2 separate regions of the Homo sapiens genome follow, and region 2 is linked to region 1. The links are chromatin contacts, found by POLR2A ChIA-PET in ENCODE. All regions are on one chromosome and are shown on one strand. The core of a region is the stretch at or near the end of the contact, and the rest is flanking DNA. Distances in the headings are between cores, read along the strand shown. Region 1 overlaps KDM2A (lysine demethylase 2A). Region 2 holds the start of CLCF1 (cardiotrophin like cytokine factor 1).

What was found. ChIA-PET counts read pairs that join two places held with the same protein, here RNA polymerase II (POLR2A).
Region 2: POLR2A ChIA-PET joins it to region 1 with 12 read pairs in BJ. The contact joins the promoter of CLCF1 here to the enhancer-like site in region 1. POLR2A ChIA-PET finds 5 or more read pairs at or near these places in 4 of 52 experiments (A549, B cell, BJ and 1 more).

Annotation. Positions count from the first base shown.
Region 1 is chr11:67,192,330-67,200,254 of GRCh38, reverse strand. All of the region lies in intron 5 of KDM2A (lysine demethylase 2A), which reads right to left. Among named protein-coding and RNA genes, the nearest start is that of GRK2, 70 kb to the left of the region's middle. RefSeq lists an enhancer at 2,387-2,887. Within about 2 kb of position 4,179, at least 4 of the 41 ENCODE cell types and tissues checked have a DNase peak (open chromatin) inside an H3K27ac peak, as active enhancers do; they include PC-3, where a contact is called at or near this core.
Region 2 is chr11:67,370,770-67,378,694 of GRCh38, reverse strand. It overlaps CLCF1 (cardiotrophin like cytokine factor 1), which reads left to right and starts at 5,097. Exons shown (of 3, transcript NM_013246.3): 1 at 5,097-5,171. The coding sequence starts at 5,156. All of the region lies in intron 2 of LOC100130987 (a long non-coding RNA gene), which reads right to left. RefSeq lists silencers at 4,759-4,808, 5,369-5,708.

The sequences.
Region 1 (7,925 bases), core at 2,930-5,429:
AACAGAGAGAGACTCCGTCTAAAAAGAAAAAAAAAAACCACACAAACAATATTAATCTCTTTGTACATTCCCATCAGAGGTCTTGGGTGAAGAGGTACACTGCCAGTGAGCAGTAACATTTTGAAAGGAACCTTTTTTCCTGAGCAGATCTCCACAGTGGGCTTAATAAATTCAGTAAACCATGCTGTAAAACAGATGTGATATCATCTAGGCTTTGTTGTTCCATTAATAGAGTAGATTTAGCATAATTCTTAAGGGCCCTAGGATTTTGGAATGGTAAATAAGCTTTTTTTGGAATGTTAAATTTGGTTTCCAATTAAAATCACCAGCTGCATTAGCCCCTAACAAGAGAGTCAACTTGTCCCTTGAAGCAACTGCCTTTTATCTAGCTATGAAAATCCTAGATGCTATCTTCTTCCAATAGAAGGCTGTTTCATTTACATGGAAAATCTGTTGTTTAGTGCAGCCTCCTTCATCAATGATCCTAGCTGGTTCTCCTGGATAACCTGCTGCAGCTTCTATATCAGCATGTGCTGCTGCTTTACCTTGCACTTCATTGTTACAAAGATGGTTTCTTAAACTTCATAAACCAACCTCTCCTGGCTTTAAACTTTTCTTCTGCAGCTCCCTCACCTCTCTCAGCCTTTACAGAATTAAAGAGAATCAGGGCTTTACTGTGGCTTAGGGTTTGTTAAGGGAATGTTATAGCTGGTTTGATTTTCTATCCAAACCACTCAGACTTTCTCCGTTATCAGTGATAAGGCTGTTTTTCTTTCTTATCCCCATGTTCACTGGAGTAGCACTTTTAATTTTCTTCAAGAACCTTTCCTTTGCATTCACATCTTGGTTAACTATTTGATGTAAAAGGCCTATCTTGGCTTTTGACATGCCTTAATCACTAAACTTAATCATTTCTAACTTTTGATTTAAAGTGAGAGAGGTGGGACTCTTCCTTTCACTTGAACACTTAAGAGGCCATGTGTTATTAGTTGGCCTAATTTCAATATTGTTGTGTCTCAGGAAATAGGGAGGCCTGAGGAGAGAAAGAGAACAAGGGAATAGCAATGTGGCAAAGCAGTCAGAACATATACAACATTTCAAGTCTGCTCTCCTATATGGATACAGTTCATGGCACCTCAAAACAAGTATAATAGTAATGTCAAAGATCACTGATCTGCTGGGTGCAGTGGCTCATGCCTGTAATCTCAGCACTTTGGGGAGGCCAAGGCGGGTGAATCACTTGAGGTCAGGAGTTTAAGATCACCCTGGCCAACATGGTGAAACTCCATCTCTACTAAAAATACAAAAATTAGCCAGGCATGGTGGTGCATGTCAGTAATCTCAGCTACTCGGGAGGCAGAGGCATGAGAATTGCTTGAATCCAGGAGGTGGAGGTTGCAGTAAGCCAAGATTGTGCCACTGCATTCCAGCCTGGGCAACAGAGTGAGACTCCGTCAAAAACAAAACAAAACAAAACAAAACAAAACAAAACAAACTACTGATCACCACTGACAAATAATAATGAAAAGCTTTTTTTTTTTTTTTGAGACAGAGTCTCACTCTGTCACCCAGGCTGGAGTGCAGTGGCGGGATCTCAGCTCACTGCAACCTCCGCCTTCCGGGTTCACGCCATTCTCCTGACTCAGCCTCCCAAATAGCTGGGACTACAGGCGCCCGCCACTGCGCCCAGCTAATTTTTTGTGTTTTTAGTAGAGATGGGATTTCACCGTGGTCTCGATCTCCTGACCTCGAGATCCGCCCGCCTCGGCCTCCCAAAGTGCTGGGATTACAGGCATGAGCCATTGCGCCCGGCATAATGAAAAGGTTTTAAAATGTGACAGACATGAAGTGAGCATATGCTATTGGAAAAATGGCGGCTACAGACTTGCTCAATGAAGGTTTGCCAGAAACCTTCAATTTGTTAAAAAAAAAAAAAAATACACTATCTGCAAAGTGCAATAAAATGAGGTGCGCTCATACTCTGGGTATGGACCAGAGCACTTAGATAAAATTGTGATGGTCAAAGTAATAGCTAACATTTACTGAGAACTCAGCACAGTTGATCCTTGAACAACACTGGTTTGAACTACATGGGTTCACTTATACATGAATTTTCTTCCATCCCTGCCACTCCTGAGACAGCAAAAGCAATCCCACCTCTTCCTCCTTAGCCTACTCATCATGAAGATGAAAAGATAGTAAATATATTTTCAATCTTAATAGTAAACAAATGTTCTTTTATGATTTAAGGAATTTTTATCTTACTTTATTGTAAGAATACAGTATATAATATGTATAACATAAAATATGTTAATCAACTGTTTACATTATCCATAAGGCATCCAGTAAACAGTAGGTTATTGGTAGTTAAGTTTCTGAGGAATTCCAATTTATATGTAGATTTCTGACTTGCTGGGGGTTGGTGCCTCTAGCCGTTGCATTGTTCAAGGGTCAACTGTATATGCCAGACACTGTTCTAAGCACTTCACATTTAAGTAACTTGTCCAAGATTACACAGCTAGTAATTAGTGTAGCTCAGGACAGTTTTGCTACAGAGTCCATATTCTCAACCAAATACATCCTATCACAGAAAGTTTACAAGACAGAATGGCTTACTTCTTTCTGAGACATAAACTGACACTGAAGAAGTAACATTCCACCACAGGCTGAAAAGAAGAGCTGGATCAGCTTTTTCACTGCATTTTGCCAATGATTAGCTATCCAAGAAACAAAAAAACACCCAGACTTTAAAAAACCTGGATAGAAAGTTAGTCACTGGCTGGGCAGAGTGGCTCACGCCTGTAATCCCAACACTTTGGTGGGGCCGAGGCGGGCTGACTGCTTGAGCTCAGGAGTTCCAAGACCAGCCTGGGCAACATGGCAAAATCCCATCTCTACAAAAAAAATACAAAAATTATCTGGGCATGGTGGTGCCCACCTGTGGTCCCAGCTACTCAGGAAGCTGAGGTGGGAGGATCGCTTGAGCCCAGGAAGTCAAGGCTGCAGGGAGGCATGATTGCCCCACTGCACTCCAGCCTGGGTGACAAAGCAATACCCTGTCTCAAAAAAAAAAAAAAAAGTTTATTTCTGATAAGGTCTGTTAGGTTAGATATAATTGCTATTTTATTTTAAATCACAGCAAAGTTATTTGTGTTCACCCTTGGGTTTATTTAGAAAATACAAGGTTACAAAGGGCTTCCAAAGATCATTATTAGCAGTAAGAAGATTACCGAGGAAAGGAAAAGTGGTAAGGAAGTGGGAAGAAAACCGAAGACTGATGACTGAATAAGATCTTACATATTTGCATAGCTCAGAAATTTGAATACTATATCCAGGAGTCTATTTTTTTTTCAACTTGTAAAAAATGGTAGTAAAATACAAAAAACATAAAATGTTCTATCTTAACCATTTTTAGGAGCACAGTTCAGTGTTATTAAATATATTCACAATGTTGTGCAACCATTACCACCATCCATCTCCATAACTCTGTTCATCTTATAAAACTGAAACTATGGCCGTTTTAAGTCCCCATTGCCCTTCTTCCCAGTAACCACTATTCTATTTTGTCTCCATGATTTTGGTTACTCTATATACTTCATGTCAGTGGAATTACACAGTATTTATATTTTTGTGGCTGGGTTATTTCACTTAGCATAAGTCCTTAGGATTCATGTAATGTGTAGTATATATCAGAATTTCCTTCCTTTTTAAGGCTAAATAATAATCCAGTGAATGGAAATAGCACATTATGCTAAAGTATTCACTGCTGATGGACATTTAGGTTGCTACATTTTAGCTACTATGAATTATCATTCAGCCAAGCACTGTGGCTCATGCTTGCAGTCCCAGCTATGCAAGAGGTTAAAGCAGGAAGATCGCTTGAGTCCAGGATTTCAAGGCCAGCTTGGGCAACACAGTGAGACCTCATCTCTTAAAACTGTAATAGGCCCACTTGCTCCCTCCTGCCATCTGGCTGACATGAAGAACTGGAGGTGGCAGCAGTGGTAGCCTGCATCTGAGGCTCATGGGCTGCAAGCCCCTGCTCGTGCACCATGGATGATTTTGCCAAAGAAAGTTTCACTGTAGTGGATTATGTCTTGTTAGAAAATTGCCCTAATATGGGTGACTATGTCGTTGCTCCTCAATTTATGACCGACAATTATGTTCGTGTGACTCAGCTTAACTGGGATGGGGTGGGTACGCAATAAAAAGATTACATCTAAGTGAGAGAAATTTAGCAATTCTTGTGGTTCTGAGATAAGTTTGAAGAAATCACAACATCTTGAGTTGATAGAAGATATTGTGGATTTGGCAAAGAAAGTTGCTGTAAGTGGTAGAAAAATTATTCCTTATTGGAGCCTATTGAGAACTGGTTATAAAATAGAAAATAAAATACTGGCAACGGAACCAGCTTTGAACTGGGTAAATACACAGGCAATATTAACAATTCTAACTAAATTAGGACAAGCTGACAATTGTTGGCTTATGTTAAGTATTTTCTTTACTGAATATAAGTACAATATAACTAAAGTTCTAACAGAAAACTGCAATTTGCTTGAAGAATTTAAAACCCAAGGTTATACAGACTGCATAGAGCATGAACAACTAATAAAAATAAAAGGAAATAAAGAGTTTTGCAAAGAAAGACTTGATACAGCTCTATTACACCAGAGCCACTGAATAGAGACCTGAAAACCATTTTCTTTATAGTAACAGAGCTCTTTGTTTTCTTCATACTGGACAGTTTAGAACACAGTCCCATGGCATAAAATTTGGAAAATAGAAGAGTTTAAAAAGAAAATAAAAATCACCAGCAATCCAACCACCTTGAAGAATATTGCTGTATTAATGTTATTCAACTTTTTTTTTTTTTTTTTTTTTTTTTGGAGACGGAGTCTCACTCGATCACCCAGGCTGGAGTGCAGTGGTGCGATCTCGGCTCACTGCAGCCTTCGCCTTCTGGGTTCAAGTGATTCTCCTGCCTTAGCCTCTCGGGTAGCTGGGACTATAGGCATGCGCCACCACGCCCGGCTAATTTGTTATGCAACTTTTAGATGGCTCAAGTCATGGATAAACTGAGACTATTTAGACTAGAGAACTGGATGGGCTTGACAGTCTTCCATCAATACCACTATTCTCAATGGGTTCTGACAAGAAATGAGCTGCAAATGTCTTTAGGTTATTGCCTCTGTCTAGGTCCAGAATTGCATATATTCTACACTGTTTGAAGGTAAGTTTGTACACTTTCAAGATCAGATGAATAGGCTGGCAATTCTAAAAGTTGAGGATTCCTGTAATAATTGAGAAGCCAATCCAAAAATCGTGCCTTGCAGGAAGTCATCCACTCTCCAGCTCCAAGAGCTAAGAGGCAAATCCAAGTATTTCTGCTCCTTCATGAATGTTGAATCTTAGATACACAAATAGGATCCTCCTAAAACCCTGCTGCAACAGCAGGTGAATCAAAGTAGGAGTACAGAAGCCAGGTAGCTTGCTGAGATAAAGGCCAAGAGCAGGTTGTGGATCTATCCTTGTACCTCCTTCCTGATGGTCTAGCTTGTGGTTTAATACCACCTACATTTTTATTAGAGGCAGGTAAGCAGCACTGAGAGCCCTCTATTTTTTACTAGGCAATCACCAATATGTATTGGGTGCCTATGTAATGCACAAAGTGTTATGCCACATTGCTTTTGTGGTGTTTTTTACCTTCTCGCAGTATTTACATGATTTACTCAATAATGCAGGGATAATGTTTTCAGGGTCCACAGTATATATAACTCCTGATCAACTGACTAGATAACATAACTTAAGAAAAGAACACGTTGTTAGTAATTCAGATGTGCCATTGACACAGGAGGACCTACGCCTCAGAAAGACTTTTATCTGAGTTACCAAGGTTGAGATGTTTTGAAAGATGCTAGATCTGGGAATCTGGCTGAGCAGCTGCTGGGACAGCTGGGGGTAAAGCAACCACCCTCCCCCAGTTTGGGAAAGGATGTACTACTCAGCTGTTCCACAAGACCAGGATTTTTATTTGCTGTCATTGAAGCAAGAACTGAGATACACAAAGAGAACAGAAATGGAACATTTTAAACTAATACTAGAAAAGAAACAAAAGGATTAAAGTCATGAATGCTAAAATTGCTGAAATAATTTATCATAAAAGATTAGAAAATATAAGTAGAAACACTCAAAGAAATGAGATTAAATTTTAAAAATAACTTTGGCAAGATTAGTATCTAAAATGGTGGACAGGTGCAGTGAGATTACGCCTATAATCTCAGCAATTTGGGAGGCCAAGACAGGAGGACAGCTTGAGGCCTGGGGCTAGAGACCAGCTTCTTCAACACAGCGAGACCCCTGTCTCAATAAATACGTATGTATGTATGTATGTATTGAGATGGGGTCTCACTCTGTTGCCCAGGCTGGAATACAACGACATGGTCTCAGCTTACCGCAACCTCCCGCTCCTGGGTTCAAGCAGTTCTTCTGCCTCAGCCTCCCAAGTAGTTGGGAGTAGAGGCGCCTGCCACCATGCCTGGCTAATTTTTGTATTTTTAGTAGATACGGCGTTTTGCCATGTTGGTCAGGCTGGTCTCGAACTCCCGACCTCAGGTGATCTGTCTGCCTCAGCCTCCCAAAGTGCCGGGATTACAGGCGTGAGCCACCATGCCCAGCCAATATATACGTATTTAAAAGGATAAAAATAATACTGTCTCCAACAACATGGCTGTGACTCTTCTGAGCACTTTATGTGTATTAACTTTTAAAACTAGAGTTTCTACTATTAATCACTATGAGAAAGTGATAACAGAATAAAAGGGAACATGAAAGTTTAAAAAATTTAAATAGATGGCCCAAATAGTCAATAAACATTTCTGAGAACATGATTATCCTTACAGGACATGCAGATTAAAAACTACAAGTTTCTCTTTCATACCCATCAGATTGTTGAAAGTTTAAGTCTCGGCCAGGTGCGGTGGCTCACGCCTGTAATCCCAGCACTTTGGGAGGCTGAGGCGGGTGGATCACCTGAGGTCAGGAGTTCAAGATCAGCCTGGCCAACATGGCAAAACCCTGCCTATACTAAAAATACAAAAATGAGCCGGGTGTGGTGGCAAGAGCCTGTAATTCCAGCTACTCAGGAGGCTGAGGCAGGAGAATCACTTGAACCTGGGAGGCGGAGGTTGCAGTAAGCCGAGATCGCGGCACTGCACTCCAGACTGAGAAACAAAGTGAGACTCTGATACCCCCTAGCCAAAAAATAAAAATAAAAAATAAATGAATATCTCATAATATCAAGTATTTGAGTGAATATGGAACAAAGGACACTCTCCTACTTGACTCAACAAAGTGTAAACTGGTACAATCACTTTGGAGAGGAATTTGACAAGGTGAAAATGTATACTCTTTGGCCCACTTCTAGGCTTATACCGTCTAAACTCTCAAATGTGTACCCAAGAAGAAATTTATAAACCTTCATTGTAGCATTATTTGTAAGACAAGAAATGGAGGCCAGGCACGGTGGCTCATGCCTGTAATCCTAGCACTTTGGGAGGCCAAGGCGGATGGATCACTTGAGGTCAGGAGTTTGAGACCAGCCTGCCCAACATGGTGAAACCCCATCTGTACTAAAAAATACAAAATTGACCAGGCATGGTGTTGCATGCCTGTAATCCCAGCTACTCGGGAGGCTGAGGCAGGAGAATCGCTTGAACCTGGGAGGTGGAGGTTGCAGTGAGCCAAGATCACGCCACTGCACTCCAGTCAGGGCACCAAGAGAGATGCTCCATCTCAAAAAAAAAAAAAAAAAAAAAAAAAAAAGAAATGGAAACAAAGTAAATGTCCATTGGTGGGGAATGGGTAAATTATGGTATATTCATACAATGGAATTCTATATGGTAGTTAAAATGAATGCAATGTTTAGT
Region 2 (7,925 bases), core at 3,848-6,347, 180 kb before region 1:
CCCGGACTCCTCTTTTCAAGATGTGCCTCTGGCCCTCTTCCCCAGGCTGGCACCTGCATGGTGGAGTTAAAAGAGCATGTTGCTGAAGTTGGATAGCACTGGGTTCCAGTCCTGGTTCTACCACTGCCAGGCTTGTGTGACCTCAGACAAGTGACTCTGTCTTATGAAGCCTCAGGTTCCTCATGTATAAGTAGGGAAATGATAGCTCCTGTCTCGGAGTTACTGTAAAGATGAAATAAACTAGGCCGGGTGTGGTGGCTCACGCCTGTAATCCCAGCACTTTGGGAGGCCGAGGCGGGCAGATCATGAGGTCAGGAGATCGAGACCATCCTGGCCAACACAGTGAAACCCCGTCTCTAATAAAAATACAAAAAAAAAAAAATTACCCGGGCATGGTGGCGGGCGCCTGTAGTTCCAGCTACTCGGGAGGCTGAGGCAGGAGAATGGCATGAACCCGGGAGGCGGAGCTTGCAGTGAGCTGAGATGGTGCCACTGCACTCCAGCCTGGGCGACAGAGCGAGACTCCGTCTCAAAAAAAAAAAAAAAAAACAAACATGAAATAAAATAGCCCGCGAAAGCCTTAGCACTGTGCCTGATGTGGGGAACAGCTGCGTGCGCGTAAACTATTGTTAGTATTTCAGCAAAATAAATGTCAGTGAGAAATACCAGCATCACAGCAGGCTGGAGGAGTCACTGTAGCAGGCATCTGCCTCTTCTCCCAACACGCAGGTCAGCCTCCGCCCCTCCACCCCACCCCCTAGGGCTCCTCTCTGTGTCCCCAGCACCAAAACTTAGGGAATGTTTGGTGAACAAATGAATGAATGAGTGAGTGTCCCTACTCACCTCTGTGGGTTTCTCCAACACACCTGTCAGGAGGGGGCCAGCTAGAGGCTCCCCTAGTTCAGGAACCCAGACACTCCCTGGGCCAGGGTCCCATCAGTGCTAATTGTGCAGCTGTGTGCGACATGGTGTTTTGGGTGCCTGGAGAGCCTTCCTTGGGGATGTCACCATGTGGGGAGGAAGGGTGGGACACTAGCCGGTCCCTGAGCCAACACTGACTCACCCTCCCCCCTTGGAGGGCAGCTCAGTCATCACCTGGTGCCAGCTCTGGCCCCCAGCCAGCCACACTTCTTGAGGACCTGACCTGCCACCCCCCTGTGGATGGTGAAGCCTGGAGTCTAAAAGGCCAGAGAAGGCAGCAAGCCAGTGGCCCCTCGTCAGCTCACGGACTACTCCCACCATCCCATGGAGAGGAGGGCAGAGGTGGTCAGACCCCATCATACAGAGAGGGGACAGGCTTGTCCCAAGGTCACACTGGCCAACTGGAATGGAGGTTTTCTGACTCCCAGAGTAGCTCTGTGCCTGCTGCAGGGAACACTGAGCTGTACCTGGTGCTACCTTGGCACTTTGCCTGTGGTTGCCACTGCTCTTCTAGCTCAATCCATCCACATTTCTACCCCAAAGCTCTACCTCCTCCAGGAAGTTCTCCTCCCACCATCCTCCTTGGCCCTAAATGTACCCACTGCCACCTATGGCTGATGTCAGACAGTTTAATGAGTGTCCCTAGACTGTGGAATTCTTTTCTTTTGAGAGAGGGTCTTGCTCTGTTGCCCCAGGAAACAAAGACCATGTGTAGTGGTCATAGCTCACTGCGGCCTCAAACTCCTGGGCTCAAGCAATCCTTCAGCCTCAGCCACCTGATTAGCTGGGACTATAGGCATGCGCCACCATGCTGGGCTAATTTTTAAATTTTTGGTAGAGATGGGGTCTCTATGTTGCCCAGGTTGGTCTCAAATTCCTCAAGGAATCTTCCTGCCTGGGCTTCCCAAAGCGCTGGGATTACAGATGTAAGCCCCAACTGTGACATTCCTAAAAGCAGGGATGGGTTTTCCTTGCCTTCTCTCTGTCCTTAACAGGACCTGGCAGAGACTGAGAAAGTGCCTGCACAATGTACCCCTGGAGCAGACGGAGCGCTTCTCTTTCCCATGCTTGTCTGGAGCTGGGGGGACTGGCGTCTCCTCTAAGCTGTGCCCTCCCACCAGCAACCCCAGATTGTTAGCACTGGAAGGGCCCCTAACAAGATTCTTTTTGAGAGCCACAGGGGAGCAGGAACTTTCCCAAGGTCCTGATTTCCAGCTGGAAATCAGAGGGCAGCCACCTGTCCTGCCCCATCCCACGGAAATCTTGGAGGGGCTACTCCTGCTCCGTCTTTCCTCTCTTCCTTCTTCCCCAAACCCCAGCAGCTACCCCCATTTAGGGACTTGGCAGGATAAAGGCACAGTCTTTATTCCAGCCCCCGACCCAACCCAACTGGCAACTCCCAGCCTGCTGCCTTTGCCCAGGCATGGCAGAGGGGCACTGGCAGCTTGGAGATGGAGCTGCTTTTCCCTTTGGCAGTGTGGAAGGTGGGGGAGGGGAGGGGAGAGGCTTGGCCCCCACTAGGTGAGGGGAGAGGGCAGGGAGGCAAGTCCAAGAGGCAGAGGGAGAACACAACTTTCCCAGCTTTCGGGGTCACTACATTAAGATTCAAAGACAAACTGGGGACTGGGGGGCTGTGTGTAAAGCCAATTGTCCCTGTACCCACCTGGCCTGGGTCCCTGTTTCAGAGCTGCAGCCCTCAGTTCCTGCAAACCAGTGCTTTCTGGCTGCCCCAGGTGGATGTGTGCTGGGGATGGCGTTGTCCACTCCCACCTTCTGCTTCAGTGTCTTCCTCTCCCCGCATCCGCTGCTTCCCCCTCTTCCTCCCAGCTCCCTCCTCCCCTCTTTCTCACTCCCACCCATTTGCCTCTTTGTGTCTCCTCTTTCCTTCCCAGTCTTGCCCCTTCTCTGGTCTCACCCCTCTTCTCTCGCCCCCGCCCCTTTCTTCAGCGCCCCCTCCCCTCCGCTCCCCCGACACTGGGGCTGCTTTCTCCCTGACTCAGCAAGGTGCTTTATAAGGTGCTGAGGGGCTCAGCCAAATCCAAACCACATTGTGCAGACTCCACAAGGAGCGGCTTCGAGGCGGAGGGAGAGGCTGAAGCGGCTCCCCTTCTCCCTCTCCCCTCCTTCTTGGCCCCCTCCCTCTGAAAGGGTAGCAGCTAGGGGGACCTCCTGGCTGGCCTCCGTGCCATGCACCCATGGGCATCTGCCTTCTTGACCTTGGCATGGGCATCAAGAAATCACTGGGTTCATCCATCAGGAATGTCACTGAAACTCCAGAGTCCTGGCTGGTGGGGGCAGGGAGGAGGTGCGGGGGCGGTGGGGGGGGCAGAGGTAGGCCCTGAGCACTTTTCACAAGGGTCCCTCCAGGCAGTTTTCATCAGAGCTGCTACTGAGGTCCCTCAAAGTCCCCTGCCCCCCACCCCAAGCCAGCTCTCCTTTCCCAGCCCTTTTTCTCCTTGTTTAGGAAAAAAAAAAGGAAGAAAGGACAGAGAGAGAGAGAAAAAAAAAAACCAACCCAACAACAAAGTCTGTCCCACTCCAGTGAGGTAATTGAAAACAAACTTCTTCCCCACCCCCCCCACCCCCCCACCTCAGTGCTCGCGGTACAGAGAAGGGAAGAGCTGCCCTGGGACCCAGCACTGGCCATGATCAGGATGCCTGCCCAGGCCACAGGTTGGAGGCGCTGGGGCTGGACTGGCAGAGTGCCCTCCCATTCCAGGGGCACCAGGAAGGAGTGGGAGACAAATCTCTGATGCCACTCCAGGGAGAGGCATCACCTTCCAGGTCTGGCCCACCACTGGCCTCTCCCACTTTGAAACAATAAATAAACAACAACAAAAGCAACTTATTACCCAGTGATTTAATTGGTGGTGTGGCTATAGGGCACCCAAGCCTTGGGGACCACATGACTCTCCCCCAGGAAAATCATGAAGCAGGGCAGTCCCCAGCCCTGGGTTAGAGCTGCCTCCTCTGAGCGTGTTCTCCCCGGCAGCCCTTGGAGAGGGAGGAGGGGACCCCCTCTGGGAGGGTCCAGGCATACCCCCAGGTATCCTGCCCAGCAAATCCCAACCCAGGCCTGCGGGAAGGAGGGGGAGCCCTCACCGCTAAGCCACCCCCACCTCACCACCGGAAAAACCAACAACCCGAAACCCCAAAGGAAGGAGAATGCCAGGGTCTTCATGGGGAAACATTTCACAAATGGGGACGCTCGGGCGGTCCATCGCCTTGAATCGGAGCATTCCCGCTGAGTCACCCAAGAAGCCTGTGGTGTTGAAACTGGTCCGTTGCCTCGTGCTGATTAATGAATTACAAATCCCCCACCCATGTACATTCTCCCTGGTCACTGGAGGAAGAATGAAGAACCTTGTGAACTTGAGGGAAAAAGTCCCGCCAAGTGGCCTCTTCTCGCCTCTGGGCCGGGCAGTGGGCCTGCAGTGCCCTCTTCCTCCCCCGCAGGGGGCATTGTGAGCTGGTTAGTCACCTGCCCCAGCCCCAGCGCCTCGCTTAGCTCTAGCTTTTGGAAATGGGACAAGCGGCGGGACAATAGGCAGGGGGGGCGGTCAGCCCAGACAAAGGGCAGCAGGAAAAACACCATCACTTGCTCCCAGGCCAGCTCGCTGGCATTTGGGAGAATGTGTCATTGCATTTACTCAAGGGGGAGGAGGAGGGAAGGTTAGAGATGAGGAGGCAGAGGTAGGGTGGGAGCAGGGACCTCGCACAGGCAGAGGTAGGTTGGATCAGGGACCCCGCATCGGCAGGGGACAGGGGGCAGGGGGCGGTGTCCCAGGCCAACGCCTGGGGAGAAGCCCACCCGAAGCCGGCGCTGTCCCCCGGCTCCTGGGAGTCCTCAGACGGACTGATGGCCTCCCCGCCCCCTCCCCCAGGAGGCCCAGGGTGGTACCGCCACAGCCTCGCCTCACCTCACCCCCCCTCGGTGCTGTGGGAGGGAGAGGGAGCCCCAGAAGCCCTCCCTTCCCTCCTCCCCCCTCCTACCCCCACCCCGGGGAGGGCCGCTACAATTTGTGGTTACAGCTTTACACGTCAGAAAAAAAAAAAAAAAGTTTGCAGAATGTCCCACACCGAAAAAAAAAAAAAATCCGAAACCGAGCGAAAAAAACCTGCGAGTGGGCCTGGCGGATGGGATTATTAAAGCTTCGCCGGAGCCGCGGCTCGCCCTCCCACTCCGCCAGCCTCCGGGAGAGGAGCCGCACCCGGCCGGCCCGGCCCCAGCCCCATGGACCTCCGAGCAGGTAGGAGCCAGGCGGCCGAGGCCCCGACCCCCGCCCCGCCAAGCAGCCACGAGATCCGGTTCCCGTCCTGCCCTGACCCCCGGGAGCCCCGCGCCGGGGCCGGGCCAGGGAGCTGGGCTCGGGCCGGGGGAGGCACGGCTGGGCGCCCTCGAGAGGGGCCGGGCGGGGACGCGGCATTCCTGGAGTCCGCACGGCGGGGCCAGGAGGTGGCCGGGAGCGGCGGGGAGCCCGGACGATCGCAGACCTGGGGAGGCGGCAACCTGGAGCCCCAGCGAGGCGGGCCGTAGGAGCCGCAGCCCCAGAGCCCCGCGCACCAGTCGGGGCCAGAGAGTCCGAGGCGGGGAGCGAGGCTGCGGGTGGGAGGAGGGGCTGGGAGAGGAAGAGGGAGGGAGGCCGGGGGAGCCCGAGGCCGGGCGGCGGGAGGCGAGGGGAGGCCGACACCTCGGGCCGCGCCGCTCTCCCTCCCCGGCCCGCCGGGAGGGGTAGGAGGGCGGGCGGGAGGAAGGGCGGGCGGCGGAGAGGAGGGCGGAGGGCAGCGCCGAGCCTGGCTGGGCCGGGCCGGACGGGCCGAGCCGCGCCGCGGGACTCGCGGCTTCCTAGCTACGCGCCGCGCGGCCGGAACCCTCCATGGTGCCCACGGCCGGGGAGCCGGCGGCAGGTAGGGGCGGCGGGCGGCGGCCGCGAGTCCCCCGGGCCACCGTGGCCTGGGAGTGATTATTGTTTGGCGGGGGGCTGGCGCAGCCGGGCCGGACCCGGCAGGAAAAAGTCTGTCACTGGCCAGGGAGCGGCGGGAGCAGCCGCTCAGCCCGGGCAGGAGGGGAGTTGACGCGCGGGAAAGGGCAGCGCCGGGCAGAGCCCGGAGCCCGGTGCCCCGGACCCCGCCCCCGCCCCCGCCCCCGCCCCCGCCGCGGGGAAGGAGCGACCGGGCGGGAGCGGGAGGGGGCGGGGCCGGGGGCGCCGAGGCCACACAGGGGGAAGGCGCAGCGCCGGGAGGGGTCCCAGAGCGAGAGGTCACCGCCAGCAGGGAGGGCCAGCTGGCAACCGCCGCCGTGCAGCTTCCCGGCCGAGCCCCTCGAAGGAAACCTTCGAAAGAGTCCCCGGGGCTCGCCAGAGGTCCCCTCATGCTTGCTCTCCCCACCCGCCTTCCTTTCCACAACTCCGTGCTGGGCTTCTGGAGCCCTCCCCACAGACCCTCCCAATCCCAGAGGACCCCTGTTCCCCCAGCTCCCAGCCTGGCCCTCCCCCCGGGGTGTGAGGGGCTACCAGGAGAGGAGGGGAGACGGGCGGGTGGAGGCTAAGCCTTGGAGAGAGGCTAGGGGTGGGGGGCACTGGGCACGCTGCTCTACTGGGTCCTCCTTCTCTGACCCTAACCCAGGGACACCTCTGTGCTTTCACTGACCCCGACTGACCTCCGCCACAGCTCGGGAGCACACGTTGCCCCTCACACCGGACAGGATGCGAGTACATATTCCCCTAACAGACCAGACGCGCTCCTGGCCAGCTCAGACACCCTCGCTGCCCTGGAGCCACACGCTCCACCGGGGAGGAAGCAGAGATGGCAATTGTCACCCGGCAGCCCCAGAAGTGACACTGCTGATGGGTGCAATGGCTCCCTGTCCCCTTCATTCACAGACCCACACTCTTGTCCGTCACACTTCTGCACACCACCCCTGCACGCCACCCCTGCACACCAGCCACTGGCTCACTGACACTTCACATTCCTCCCCACGTCCCACCTCTTGTGCACACCTGGCTCCTGCACTCTCCTCCCCCCCCACGCCCCTCTTGATAACAACACCCTTTCCAATTCACCCACCACTGCCCTGGACTCCTCCTTCACTGCTCCTCCTGCCTCTGGCTCTCAGTGGGCTGCTGGGCTCCCCCCTGGCTCCCCGCTGGCCTCCCTGAGCACACCCATGGCCCTCTTGTGGCACAATCAGGAACCCTCTCACTCCAGCCAAAGCCCAACTCCTGTCTCGCTTGCTTGGTTACTGACTTCATAAGGCAGTGGGGCTGGCCCACCCTCAGCTTCTTCCCCTGGGCCTCAGTGACCTCTGTCATTTAGGCTGGAGGAGAAGGGCACAAAGGGGGATGCTGGAGAGGAGAGGAGAGATGAAGCCCCGTGTGTTTCCTCTAGGAGGAATTGAGCTTGCATAATGTGACCTCCTTGTGCAAGCCCACAGTCACCAGACGAATTGGTGGCAAAGCTAGGTCTCCCAATTCCCAGGCCCATGTGTCCCCACTCACCAAGCTACTTCTCAGTGGCCTGGGGTAAAAGGAACCAAGGAAAAGGCAGAAGGGAGATAAGTAAGAGAGGGGAAAGCAGCAGCCCAGAGGGTGGAAGGAAGATGGGTTTCTGTGGGCCTTTGCCTGGGAAGGTAGGTCAGGACACGCCCCTGGGGCAGTTTCCTACCGTCACAATGCCTGGACCTCACCCACTCCATCCCTAGCCCACTCCTCACCCACTCTGCCCGCCTAACCCACTCCATCCCTCAATTCCCCTCAACAGACCCCTCCAACCGCAGCCAGCGCTGGTCCTGGTCTGGCCTTTCCTCCTGGCTCCCATATTCAGCCCAGCCTGAGGCCACCATGCCCCACCTCTGGAGCTCTGCAGTGCCTCCCTGGCTGCAACATTTAGGGCTTACAGTTCTTAGCGTAGCTCTTATAGTCCCAGGTGCAGAGACTCCCATTGACTTGTCCTACCACCCTAAGCACCCTGGCACATCTGCATGGCTGAACTCTCACCCTCACTGG